Regions from separate parts of the Homo sapiens genome. Here region 2 is linked to region 1. Evidence: chromatin contacts called from ENCODE Hi-C or POLR2A ChIA-PET data. All regions are on one chromosome and are shown on one strand. The core of a region is the stretch at or near the end of the contact, and the rest is flanking DNA. Distances in the headings are between cores, read along the strand shown.

What was found. Hi-C counts contacts between places; a loop is a spot of excess contacts on that map. ChIA-PET counts read pairs that join two places held with the same protein, here RNA polymerase II (POLR2A). Pooled maps may share reads with other maps.
Region 2: a map of ovary shows a loop between it and region 1 (2.1-fold over the local background). The contact joins the promoter of SPACA3 here to the promoter of MYO1D-DT in region 1. A Hi-C loop is called at or near these places in 5 of 168 maps with a recorded cell type or tissue (Caco-2, IMR-90, MCF 10A and 2 more), 6 of 37 single-sample maps with no recorded cell type and 11 of 50 pooled maps. POLR2A ChIA-PET finds 5 or more read pairs at or near these places in 2 of 52 experiments (Caco-2 and WTC11).

Annotation. Positions count from the first base shown.
Region 1 is chr17:32,872,191-32,879,342 of GRCh38, forward strand. It overlaps MYO1D-DT (MYO1D divergent transcript), which reads left to right and starts at 4,665. Exons shown (of 4, transcript NR_184086.1): 1 at 4,665-4,703; 2 at 5,654-5,771; 3 at 6,110-6,445. It overlaps MYO1D (myosin ID), which reads right to left and starts at 4,934. Exons shown (of 22, transcript NM_015194.3): 1 at 4,588-4,934. The coding sequence starts at 4,682. RefSeq lists silencers at 4,270-5,259, 4,466-4,653.
Region 2 is chr17:32,988,452-32,995,603 of GRCh38, forward strand. It overlaps SPACA3 (sperm acrosome associated 3), which reads left to right and starts at 3,396. Exons shown (of 5, transcript NM_173847.5): 1 at 3,396-3,521; 2 at 6,958-7,152. The coding sequence starts at 3,488.

The DNA of each region.
Region 1 (7,152 bases), core at 3,415-5,914:
CAGGTTTTGTTATAAAGCAAGGAATATAAATTGAAGCTCCTTCTCAGATATTCCAGGGTTTTGTTAGAACACAAGCAGGTTTTATTTATTTATTTATTTTGAGACGGAGTCTTGCTCAGTCACCCAGGCTGGAGGGCAATGGCGCAATCTCGGCTCACTGCCAGCTCCACCTCCCAGGTTCACGCCATTCTCCTGCCTCAGCCTCCCAAGTAGCTGGGACCACAGGCACCCACCACCACGCCTGGCTAATTTTTTTTGTATTTTTAGTAGAGACAGAGTTTCACGGTGTTAGCCAGGATGGTCTCGATCTCCTGACCTCATGATCCGCCCGCCTCAGCCTCCCAAAGTGCTGGGATTACAGGCGTGAGCCACCGCGCCCGGCCGCAGGTTTTGTTATAAAGCAAGAAATATAAGTTGAAGCTCCTTCTCAGATATCCTAACTCGCAGTAATCCACATCACTCTTTTACTCTTGCCCCATCCAGACACACATCTAGGTCAATTTTTTTTTTTTTTTTTGAGACGGAGTCTCGCTCTGTCACCCAGGCCGGACTGCGGACTGCAGTGGCGCAATCTCGGCTCACTGCAAGCTCCGCTTCCCGGGTTCACGCCATTCTCCTGCCTCAGCCTCCCGAGTAGCTGGGACTACAGGCGCCCGCCACCGCGCCCGGCTAATTTTTTGTATTTTTAGTAGAGACAGGGTTTCACCTTGTTAGCCAGGATGGTCTGGATCTCCTGACCTCATGATCCACCTGCCTCGGCCTCCCAAAGTGCTGGGATTACAGGCGTGAGCCACCGCGCCCGGCCTAGGTCAATTTTTAAAAGTAAAAATGGTAGGAGAAAGTTGCATCAATTGTGGCAGTTGTCTAAAAATCAAGCTTTAGCTCCAAGAGGGAAAAAGAAGGCCAGATTAATAGCAAAACAAGAAGATAATTCTAAAAGGACAATGCCACATAAGCTTTTAAAAAAAAAAGTAACAAGCATTTTTCCCTCTCTACAAAAAAATGTTGTCATGAAGGAATGTACTCTGTACCCAGCATTATGCTAGGTGCTGCTGTTGAGAAAACACAGACCCATGAAGCACCTGCAGCCTTGAGTGCTTGACTATTACATGACTTAAAGGAAGGAAGCAGGCCTTGCAGAAGAGCCAGGTGGGAAGGGAGGACAGGACATTCCAGACTGGGGAGTAAGAGCAGGAACTACAGCTTGGGAGGGCAGGAGTCATGAGGTACAAGCACACATGGGAATTTCACTCACACATCCATATATACCAATGGACCAAACACGCTCAATTTCAGCTATATACAACCAGAAATATGTGCCCAACCACCAATATTCCAGGAGACAAAAACACTTCAACATCACAGAACAGCACCTGGATTACGCAGTGGTGGGTTTCTGGTCACCTTCTGCAAAGTGAAAGGAAAGAGAGGACTGTTTTCTGTCTGGGTCAGAATTTATAGTTTCAGAGGAGGGTAAGGGTGCTACCCTTTGCTGGCACTGTGTTTATGGCTACAGGGAACCAACTATTTTAATGTATAAGTAAGTCATGAACAATCACTGATCTGTACAATGAGAACCACAGCCAGTTCTCAGAGTCATCAAGGACACACAGATGAGATACATACAAATACATATACATCTGTACACCCAGGATTTTGAATGATGTGGAGATTGGGTATAAAGGTAGACCTAAAAACCTGGGCCTTAGCCAATGGCCATATGGAGAGCTGGTGATTCCTCCCACCTCTCCACAACACCAACCCCTTCCCTTCCAAACAACTTAACTTATTCACTGTCACCCAGAGTCAGCTTTCATGCCGCCAACCCCTGCTCATGCTGCTTAATCCACCTGGAATGCTCTCCAGCCACGAGTCCACCTTTACAAATCCTACCCATCCTTTGGAACTCAGCTCAACTCCTCTCTTCCTCTATAAGGTGTTTTGGAGTCAACCTAAGGTATCTCTCTCTCTTCTGAACTTCCAGAACAATTTCTATAATTACTTGACAAATAATCACCTAAGCTTTATAAGGCTTTTATCTTCTCTTTCTTTTCCTTTCTTTTTTTCTTTTCTCTCCTTCCTTCCCTTCCTTCCTCTTTATCTGTCTCTGTCTCTCTCTCTCTCTTTGTGTCTCTGTCTCTCTCTGTTTTCTTTCTTCTTTTTCTTCTAAGAGACAGGGTCGTGCTCTATTACACAGGCTGGAGTACAGTGGTGTGATCATAGCTCACGGCAGCTTTGAACTCCTGGGCTCAAGCAATCCTTCTGTCTCAGCCTCCTGATGTTGTTTTCTTGAACTATTCTTTAAATCAATAGAAAATTCCACCTTTCTCCAGGTCTTCATTGAGATGTCACCTCTTCGAGAGGTAAGCAGCACATCTTGTAGTTCTTTGGATACTCCTAGCTTATCTCCTAGAGTACCTTGCACACAGTAGAATTAAATTGCAGCATTCGGCCGGGCATGGTGGCTCACACCTATAATCCTAGTGCTTTGGGAGGCCAAGATGGGAGGATTGCTTGAGGCCAGGAATTCAAGAACAGTCTGCTCAACATAGCAACTCTAAGGGCCCATCTCTAAAAAATATAAATATAAATATAAATAAATTGCAGCATTCTCTTCTGTACACATAGGAGTTGTTAGGCTCACCTTAGTAATCTATTTTGAGATTCAAACTTCACACTTAAGAGACTTAATGCTTTAAAAAAAAAAGCAGAAATTCTAAGTGCCTTCCCTCAATTTACTTTTTAAAAACCACAAGAGTTTTAATTCTATTACAGAGGAGTAGTCCTACAAACTAATGTAGCCCTGTTAGACTCTATGCCTTCAATTTCAAATTCTGAAAATTCTGCAAAAGCTCTGGCTAAGCCCATGTATTTGCTGGAGGTGAAAGATGGAGGTTAAAATGAAAGGCTTCATATTCAACTGTTACTACATGGTCTTGTATACAGTATGTACATAATAAATGTACCAATGTCTGAAAAACTGAAATGATTATAACTGAGAGTGACAAAATTATAAAGGCATTTCTCAAAGCACACAACTTATTTCCTGTGGGGGAGAGGAGTAGAATCTCTTAATTTAAAACAACCTTAATCTATGAAATTGCTATGTAACTTACCCCTTTATCTATTTTATGTGCACTTGGGAAAACTTAAAACAGTTTTACTAATATGGATTTGCCAGGCACTAATCTTTGAAGTATGTATACACATATTATTAATAATTCATTTAACCCTCAGGACAACCCCAATCCTACAGACGGGAAGACTGAGGCACAGAGAGGTTAAGTAACTTGCTCAAAGATCACAGCAAGAATGCAGTGGAACTAGAATTTGAATCTCAACAGTCTGACTCTTAATCACTATGATAATGGGTATTGGTTATAGCTGATGTAGAGGTATATCATTTTGATTAATATTTGGGGTGATTTCTATAAAAGTTGTACATCCAAACCTTGATCAGAAATGTAACATCCTATCATTATGCTGGTATGTAATCAACCTGATTGACCCCTGTCAACTGGATTGACAGGGGTAGTTAATAATGAAATTAGGGTTAAGCACCCAAGCCTAGATTATGACTTTCACTTTATAAGCTTAAGGAATGATGTTTAGCTATAAACCTTAGAAGAAATGCAGCCAAAGCTTGCAGGGAAACATACACACGCACACCAAAACTCAGCTATTTTGAAATTCCACTTACTTTAATGTTTAAGTCAAACTACTTTAAAACTGTTTACATATTACTCTATCAAGGGTGAAATAATCGCATGTAAAGGGCTTTCTAAAACAAATCCACATCTTGGAAGCCCATTTTGGGGCGTTGAGTTGTGACTACGTTCTCAAGGATGTTAATAACACAAGAGCTCCATCCACTAACTCCTTGAAAAAAACCAAAACCATGAACGTCTTGTCAAATTCAGACAGTTTATCTTGGCACTGGCAAGTACAGCAGTCTCTTCGATGTCTGGAAACGTGTCTAATTACGTTTAGAGAGTAACTAAAAAAATAGCCAGTGTCCCGGAACAGACAGCTCAGGGATCACTCCATAGCATCCTGAATGACAGGATGGAACTACGCCAGGAGGAAAAAAAAAAGAAGGGCGAAGAAAGAAAGAAAAGAAGCAAGTGTAAAGCCGGGATGAGACGCCAGCCTCTCTCCAAAATAATCCTCCAGTCCTCCTAGGGCCTTCGGGGCCACCGCAACTCTCGTTCAAGTTATTTCCCTTCAGTTTCCATGAGGTCACCGGCCCGCCCACATCCCTCACCTGGCGCGGGGAAGCGCGCCCTCCCGCGCGGCACACCCTCTGCACCTAAACCCCGGACAGCGCCCAGGGCTCCCCTCTCAGGGAAGCGCGGCCCTTGAGCTCGACACGCCCCCCGCACCCCAAAGCGGCCGCACCCCAGGGGCGTCCGCTCTCGGGAAAGCGCAGCCGCGGAGCTTGGCAGACCCCCGGACACCGCAGCCCGGCCGCGCCTCCATCCCTGGAGCTTGGGCGCTCCCGACACCCCGGATCCGGCCGCGCCCCGAGGCGCCCCCTCTCGGGAAAGCGCAGCCTCGCGCCCCTGCGCGCGGCCGCTCCGCCCTCACCTGAGCCTGAGGTTGGCCATGAACTCGGGCATGGAGACGGTGTCCATCAGCACGAAGTCTGCCTTGCCGAATTCCAGGCTCTCCTGCTCCGCCATGGCGCCAGCGCGGGGGCTCAGGTGGGCGCGCTCGGGCCTCCGGGGCCGCTCCGTGGGCCCGCGATGAGCTCGGGAGGGGCCGGGGCGAGGCCGCGCCGCGAGGCTACGGGGAGGGGGCGCGCACGCCGCTCGGCGGGTCCGGGCCGGACAGAGGCCGCCTCGCTGCTCCTCGGCGCCTTCTCGGCCGGCGCGGCTCCGAACGGGACGCACCCGACAGTTTCCGCTCCTCCCGCCGCGGCTGCCGGGCGCTGTAGGGGCCGGGACACCGAGACGGAGACGGCAGCGGCTGGTCCCGCCTCCAGCCTGGGGCTCGTCCCGGCTCCGCCCCGCCCGGGCCTCCCGGCTCCGCCCCTCCCGGCCCACTGAGGAGCCCGCCCCAGCCGCGGCCCTGGCCGCCGCCTCTTCACCTGGGCGGCGCGCACGCGCGGGTGGGCGGCGGGGACGCGCGCTGGGCCGGGCGGCGGCAGCTGGGTGGCAGCGCCCCCTGGGGACAGGCGCTGGGATCTCAGGCGGCCAAGAGGATGGCCGCCTGCCGCCCACACTTGGTAGCTGCCAACAAAGTTAGAAAAGTAGTTCGTGGAGCTTTTCGCGAGGACAATTCATTATGATTCTGTCACCCTGCTCCAAAACCCACTCCCGCCTCTCTACTCACACCCTGCCCATTCTTGAAGTGGTGGTTCAAGCACAGACTGAGAGGTAATAATAATGGCTAACATTTTTGGGGCACCAAAAATGCCCAGAGCTGTTCTCAGCGCCTTAGAGAACTTTTAAGAAACTTGCCATACGACTAGGAAGTGGAGCAGCTGCGGTTTCACGCAGGTCATTTGACTTAGGAGCCGCAGCGTTCAACCACGTCTGACTACCTCCATTCTTCAGTGGCCCATTTTCTCTTCCACTCATCCGAGCATGTCATCAGACATTACCTTATATGATTATTAAGTTTTTAATATATCTTTGTATCATCTCTCCAGGATTATTGCGGATGTCTTGAGCATGGGACCATTCTTTTTGCATCCACCAAATAACTATTGTACTACTTTGCATATATAAATATGAAATCCATACTGGTTCAGTGGAATGAAGTGAGTTGTAAGTAGTCTCCAATTTATTGATACATTGGTTGAGCTTGGAAAATTCTTTTTGAACTCAATGTATTTTCCCAAAGAAAATATACTACAAATGACTTTCTTTCTTTTTTTTTTTTTTTTCTTTTTCTGGAGACAAATTCTCCCTCTGTCACCCAGGCTGGAGTGCAGTGGTGCAATCACAGCTCACTGCAACCTCAAACTCCTGGGCTCAAGCAATCCTCCAGCCTCAGCCTCCTGAGCAGCTGGGACTACAGGTGTATGACACCATGCCCAGCTATTTTTTTTAAATAAATGACTTTCTAAGGTATCTACATTTATTCAGTCCTGTGTTTCTGTTAGGACATCTTCTATTACAAAATCTACGAGGAAATCTAGAGGCCTCCAAGGACCTGGCTGGGCTTCAACTCTGGCTGAGTTTGAGATGAGTAAACCAGACTGAAGGACCTTGCCCAAGGCCTGCTTCAGCTGCCAGCCACCCACACTTGCTAAGAGAAAGGAAAGGAGCTTTGTCACCTCCTGAGGGACTGCCTCTGCCATCAGAAAACCACCCCAATCCCTGGCACCAGCAGAGCTGGGTTGCATCTGACTACCGTTAGCAGCTGTCCTTCAGAAGGAGGAGATCCACCTGTCTCGATATCAGTGTCCTCATTTGTGGAATAAAAGCTCTGGAATAAGGTAGGACTGTCCTATGGTTGGGTCATTTGTGGAGGTGTCGGTCAGTGGCTAAGTAGGTTATTGCATAGGGTATGGTTGTATTCCTAATGTTTGTATTGGCATGTTTTAACATAAGCAGAACTGAACTTCAAGAAGGAAAGAAAGAAATCTCAAACTGTATGCACTTTGGAGCATCCAGGGACCACACCCCAAAACCTTTTGGTAAATTATATATGTGTGTTCCCTGAGCTCTGTAGGTGTTAAAAATTAGGGCAAAATCCCAGGTACCAGGAAAAGAAACATCACGGCTTGCAGATGATGAGAGAGTTGCAGAAATTGTACAGTGGTTAGGAGCTATGGTGGGATACAATGTGGTTTCCAAATGGCCAAAGTAAGAGATCCTCATTTTAATCAACATCTTATATAGGAACCCAACATATAAAACACATATACAACATATGCAAAGGGTATTTTATTAATTTCTTGTATAAGTCCAAATTAGTATAAAATTAGGCATTGATGCTCTCATGATGAACCCAAATCTGCTCAATGGGGCTCACTATTAGCCTCAGGATTCCAGTTTACTTTTGTATGTTGTTTTCATTGTACTGTGTCAAGCAAATTCTTGTTTGTATAACTAAGCAGTAATTTGTTACCCATACAACTTTACATTCAGCATTTCTAGGCCAATGTGCAGTTACAACATTATTAATCAATGACACACTTGA
Region 2 (7,152 bases), core at 2,146-4,645, 110 kb after region 1:
TTTCAAGTTATCTTTATAGCAGTGCCCCACTACATTGGTACCAATTTACTGTATTAGTCCATTTTCACACTGCTATAAAGAAATACCCAAAACTGGGTAATTTATAAAGGAAAGAGATTTAATTAACTCACAGTTCCACATGGCTGGTGGAGGTGGCTCAGGAAACTTACAATCATGGCTGAAGGGGAAGCAGGCACGTTTTACAAGGTGGCAAATGAGAGAAGTGCAAGCGGTAGAAATGTCAGATGCTTAGAAAACCATTAGATCTCATGAGAACTCACTCACTATCATGAAACCAGCATGGGGGAAACCCTCCCATGGTCCAATCCCCTCCCTCCCTTGACACGTGGGAATTAAAACTTCCTCCTTTGACACATGGGGATTGCAATTCAAGTTGAGATTTGGGTGGGGACACAGAGCCAAACAATATCACATGTTCATTGCAGCATTGTTCACAAAAGCCAAGAGGTGGAAACATGTGTCCATCCACTGTGATATGGTTTGGACATGTGTCTCCTCCAAATCTCATGTTGAAATGTGATCTCCAGTGTTGGAGGTGGGTCCTATTGGGAGGTGTTTGGGTCATGGTGGTGGATCCCTCATAAATGGCTTTGTGCTGGCCTTGTGGCAATGAGTGAGCTCTCATCCTATTAGTTCATGCAAGAGCTGGTTGTTTAAAAGAACCTGGCATCTCCTTCCATCTCTCTTGCTCCCTCTCCTGCCATGTGACATGCTTGCTCCCCCTTCACCTTCCACCATGAGTAAAACCTTCTTGAGGCCTCGCAGAAGCCCAGCAGATGCTGGCACCATATTTCCTGTACAGCCTACAGAACTGTGAGCCAAATAAACTTCTTTTCTTTATTAAGTTCCCCAGCCTCAGATGTTCCTTTATGGCAATGCAAAATGAGCTAACACACACAGATGAATGGATAAAGAAAATGTGGTATACACACAAAGTGGAATACTATTCAGGCTTAAAAAAGAAGAAATTTCTGACATATGCAACAATATGGATGAGATTTAAGGACAATATGCAAAGTGAAATATGCCAGTTACAGAAAAGGAAATAATTCTACTTTTATCAGGTACCTAGAATAGTCAAATTCATGGAATCAAAGAGAGGAATGGTGGTCACCAGGGGCTGGCAGGAGGAGAAAACAGGGAGTTACTAATCAATGAGCATAAAGATCCAGTCAGGTGGCTGGGTGTGGTGGCTCACGCCTGTAACCCCAGCACTTTGGGAGGCCAAGGCAGGTGGATCACCTGAGGTCAGGAGTTCGAGACCAGCCTGGCCAACATGGTGAAACCCTGTCTCTACTAAAAATACAAAGATTAGCCAGGCGTGGTGGTGCATGCCTGTAATCCCAGCTACTTGGGAGGCTGAGGCAGGAGAATAGCTTGAACGCAGGGGGCAGAGGTTGTAGTGAGCCGAGATCATGCCACTTCACTCTAGCCCTGGCAAAAGAGTGAAACTCCATCTCAAAAAACAAAAAACAAAAAACAAAAAAAAAAAAAGAAAAGAAAAAAAGAAAAAAAAGAAAATCCAGTCAGGCAAGATGAATGAGCTCAAGAGAGCTGCTGTACAGCAGTGTCCTCTACAGTCAACAATAATGGATTGCATATTAAATATATGTTAAGAGGGTAGATCTCCTACTAAGTGTTCTTACCTCAATAAAAAAATGAAAGAAAAAAATACTGGTGCTGATGCTGGGCCATCCCTCAATTTTAACTTGGTTGTCCTGGGGTGGGGCCCAGACAGATAGGGTGGACATGGTGCAACCAGACACTTTTATGGCTGTGCTCTGCACTTAGTAGTAATTACTATTATTTATTGAGCACCTGGGGTACTAAGCACTTTGTTGCTGTTTCATTGAGCCTTCCTAGTACCCTGTGAGGTTGGTGTTGTCATCCCCGCTTGAGAATCAAGGAATCAGAAAGTGAGGCTGTTTTCTCTAGGTCATCCACCTGGAAGTCACTAGCGCCTGTGTTCAGCCCTGGTCAGCCTGACCCCAAAGCCTATGCTCTAGCTGCTGTGCTGTGGGACTCAGGCTCCTGTGGGACACAGACGTGGGCACCACATGCCCTTTCCTTCCAATTCTCTGTCCTTTAAGTTTTAGGGTCAATAGGGTAACCTTTGCCCTGCACCTGTCCACACTGAATGGCCATCATCCAGGTGGAGAAGGGAGTGGCTTGTGGCTCAGCATTAAGGAAGAACTTTCTGGCACTCAAAGGAGCTTCATGGTGAGATGGGCAGCCTGGAAAAGCAGAGGGCAACCACCACCATCCCTAGGAACCCACCACCATCCCTGGGCACCTACCCCCATCCCTGCACATCCCTCACAATCCTTGGGCACACATCACCATCTCTGGGAATCTACCACTATCCTTGCACACTTACCACCGTACCTGCACACTGACCACCATCCTACACACTCACCTCTGCCTCTGCGCACCCACCGCCATTCCTGAACATCCACCACCATCCCTGGGCACCCAACACTACCATCCCTGCACATCCACCACTGTCTCTGAACACCCACCACCATCCCTGCACATGCACCACCATCCTGGGGCACCTGCTACCATCCTTGGGCACCCACTTCCATCCATGCACACCCATCACTGTGCCTGGGCACCCACCAACATCCCTGCACACCCACCACCATCCTGGGGCACCCACTGCCATCCCTGGGCACCCACTACTGTCCCTGCACACCCACCACTGTGCCTGGGCACCTACCACCATCACTGCATATCTGCCACCATCCCTGGGCACCCACTACCATCCTTGCACATCCACCACTGTTCTTGCACACCCACCACTGTCCCTGGGCACCCACCACAATGCCTGCATATCCACCACTATTTCTGGGCACCAACCACCATCCCTGCACATCTATCACCATCCCTGGGCACCCACCATCATCCCCGTGCACCCACTACCATCCCTGCACACACACCACCATCTCTGGGCACCCACTACCATCCTTGCACACGCACCACTGTCCTTGCACACCTGTTAACATCCCTGGGTACCCATCACCATCTCTGTACATCCATCACCATCCCTAGGTGTCTACCATTATCCCTGGATAATCATCTGAAAGATCTGTTGGGAGAGGAAGTGTCATCCCTCAGTGTAGTGTGTGTGTGTGTGTGTGTGTGTGTGTGTGTGTGCGCGCGCGCATGTGTGTATGTGTGTGTGTGTGTGGGGCAGAGATGTGCAAGGGGGCTGGGATTAGATATCCTGCTCTGCCTCTGGACCCTGAGTGGAAGGGCTCAGGTGGGCTAGTCAAAGCTCTGTGGTGGCGCTGTTTGTGGAAGATGAGCTCACAGAGCTGGAGTTCTAGAAGGCCCTCCGTTGGCCTGGAGCCTGCCTTCCCCATTGTTCTCTTAACACTGGGTGCCTGGGGCCCTGGCAAGGTTGTGGGGGACATCTTGAGCTGAAGCAGGGTTTTGAGCCACTGCTGCTGCTGCCATTGTCACCATGGTCTCAGCTCTGCGGGGAGCACCCCTGATCAGTGAGCCCCCTTTCCCTTCTTCCTGGGGCTGTTAACAGGGGCGCTGGGTTGGTCTGGCCAGAGACCAGGTGGAGAAAAACAAGGTGGTGGTTAGGGTGGGGTTATCCTGGCCTGGAAGAGTGACCAGCTGAGAGAGGAGAGAGAGAGAGAGAGAGAAACTCTGGAGCTGTTGTGAAATGCTCAGGATGGAATTCCTTTTAAGTCACTTTTCTACAAAAAAAAAAAAAAAAAAAAAATCAAAAACAGTCCATGTGTAGCAGTCAATTTAGTTTCCTCCTCTACAACTTAGGGATATTAACCCCACACCTTTCAATTGCTGAGAGGATTGGATGAGATTAAGTTGGAAAAGCTCTGGGAAAGGCCTGGCACAGTGTTCAAAGACTTGACAAACTCCACCAGGTTGGCTGCCTCCTCCTTCTCACTCCCCTCGCGGTGAGAAGAAGGTCTCATGTCCCTGTGGCCACGCCTTTTGTGGACTTGAGTTTCAGAAGCAGCCACAGAGCAGCTACTCCATGCCAGCAACTCTGCAGATAAATAAGACATGCAGATAAATAAGACCAGCCGCCGTTCTTCAGAAGTTAACTTTGTGGTGGGAAAGACTGACATCTATTCCAGCCTCGTGTGACAGAGGATGTGGAAGATCGGGTGTGTGAGAGTGTGGGGGGTGGTGGCATGCCAGGAGACTCTCACTGGGGAACACACCTCTGATAAGACCCTTCAAGTATGAGTCAGAGTTAACCATGTAGAGGAAAGGAGAGGGTGAATGTTCTAGAAAGCAAGGTCATTGTGAGAGAACAAGGTGGCACTGCTGAAACATAACGTGTGAATGAGGGAGTGGGCCGCAGGGCTGGGCTGTGAAGGGTCGTGAAGGGCCGTGTGGACCTCGAAGGGGCAGTTATGGTGGGAGCCATCCAAGGTGTCACAGGGCTGGGCTTTTCATTTAACAAATTTGTTCTGATGGATGTGTATAGAATAGCTTGGAAGAGTGGTTGAGACATGATACAAGAAGACCATGAAGGAAGCCAGGATGGAGGTGTGAACCTAGGAAAGGACGGTGCTCTCGGAGGGAAGGTGGAATCCACAGGACATTGGGACTGATTGGTTGGAACTGGGTGAAAGATGTCATGGGGAAGGAGTGAAGAATGACATTCATATTTCCAGTTTGGGTAAATGTGTGGCCCATCATGTTTTAAAGCACATAAGGAAAGTCACAAGGCAGAAGAAGGCATTGATGGAAACAGTGGTTCTGTTTAGATGTGCTGGGTTTGAGGTGCCTGCAGGGCATTCAAGTGGAAGTGTCCTGCCAGTAGCTGCCTCTGAGGTCTTGGGGAAGATGCCACAGGGGTTGCCAGCCTTCAGGCGGTGGCTAACAGCAGGGCTGCCCAGGGGGTTTCCTCAAAGTGGAAGAGAAGAGGGCTCAAGGCAGGAAGGCCTTAGAAAGCATATCAGCGTTTATGGCCTGGGCAGAAGTGAATTCCACGGAGGATAAGGAGGAGAGTCAGCCAGAGAGGGAGGAGGAAACCTGGGAGAAGGGAGCATCGTGGAAACCAGGAGAGGCAAGCCTTTCAACAGCGGGTGGCGGACGGCATGAGTACAGCTGAGAGCTCCCATGAGACAGAGTCGAAGGGGGCCTCCTTGGACCCGCAGAGCAGTTTCAGCGCGCGGTGATGGCAGGGAGGCCAATTCACCAGGTTGGAAAACAAGCGGGAGGGAGAAAGTGGCGATTTTCCCCAGGAGTTTGGGCGAGAAGAGGGGGAAAGAGACAAGGGAGTAGCAGTCAGCATGAGACTTGAGGGAAGGCATTTAGAAGATGGAGACTGAGAAAGTCTCTACGAGCAGGGGAAGGAGGAGCAGGAGGGGAACGGTGCTAGCGCGCCGGGAGAGGAGGGACAACGGATGGAGCAAGGCTTGGTGATGGGAAGGACAAATCTAGAGCTTAGAGGGAAGATGGGCCTGCATGAGATTGGAGGCCCCGTACCCAAACAATGACGGGGTGGAGATGAGGGCGAGGAGGCTACTGATGAGTTTGCAAGTGAGCAGGGCTAAGGCAGAAAGAGGAAGAAATTCCACAAGTGAGCACCTTGCTTTTCTTAGTGCAGCAGGAGACGAGATCATGTTCTGAGAGCCAAGGGGTGGGACAGCGTGGCGTGCTAAAGGACAATACTGAGGGTTTTCATTTCCTGTGAGGGAAATGGGAGAGAGAAGTCTGAGCAGAGACAAGCGCGAGTACCAGTGTTAGTTGTAGTTCATAACAGAAACAACAACTCACTTATTTTTAGTGCCAAGAGCTACGCTGTGCCCACGCCTTTTCTCATTTATTCTTCCAACAATCATATGAGGCAGGTGTTACTCACGTCCTCATTTTATAGAGGAAGAAACAAGCCTCAGGGAGGGCCCAAAATCAGAGATGGAGCAAGGAGCAGAGGGGGGCTTCCAACCCGAACCTTGCTGCAAAGCCATGACCTCAACCACTTTGTCATCCTCGGGGGCATTCAAGGTCCCGTGGAGGTTGGAGACCAGGGACACCAATTGGCACAAACAAGAGTTTGTACAACTCTTTCACTTTTTGACTCTGTGAAGGTGGAGAGCAGGTGTGGAGGCGCAGAGGTCAAGAGAAGCATGGGAAGGCTTGTCAGAGGTGGTGGGCAGTGGGATAGGAGCTCACAGAGGTGGGGAAATGCGGGTGAGGACAAGAAGCAGGGATGACCAGGGCAGGGGAGGGACTGGCTGAGACACAGAGGAACTGGAGGGGACTAGGTCTGGGGAGATGAAGGAGCCCTGATGCTGTGACACCCAGGTGCTAATGTCCTCTGTGATTTGGGGGACTGGCCACACACAGCCAATGATGACAGGGCAGGGAGGTCAAACCAGACGGGCAGGCTGGGCTTCCAGGGAGAAGGGCTTTTTGCAGGTTATGGTTTAGAAGTGGTGGTGGGGGTGGAGGAGACTCTCGGGACATCTTGGGGTCTTGTGTGTGGAGAAAGAGCAGCTTCCCCTTGAGCGGGCTATAGGGGAGCAGTGTTCTGGGGGAGACCTTGTTTCAGTTAAGATCTGGAGATGGAGGGTCAATGCCAGAAGGGCTGTCCCTTGACAGTTGGGCTGAGAGACCCATGAACACACCGCCTGGCCATCCCCTCCGGGAGCATCTGCTCAGTGGGGCTTTGGATTTATAGAACTTTGTCTCCATCCAAACTTCGCCCCTTCCTAGTTATAAAATCTTGGGCCTCAGGACTAAATAATCCGTAACGTGTAATATGGAGCTTACAATAGGTTAGTTTTCTTCCTGTCTCTGGCCTGGGTGGTGTGAAGCAGGATGGGGAAGGAGAGGGGCTGGTCTCGGGGTCAGGGTGATGCTGATCAGGAATGCAAGGGGGCTGATACGTGCTGCTGGAGCCTGGCCTTCTGCCCACCCCTTCTCTCCTCTCCCCTTTCCCAGGGGTGCACTCAAGCCCTGTTTCTTCTCCTTCTGTGAGTGGACCACGGAGGCTGGTGAGCTGCCTGTCATCCCAAAGCTCAGCTCTGAGCCAGAGTGGTGGTGGCTCCACCTCTGCCGCCGGCATAGAAGCCAGGAGCAGGGCTCTCAGAAGGCGGTGGTGCCCAGCTGGGATCATGTTGTTGGCCCTGGTCTGTC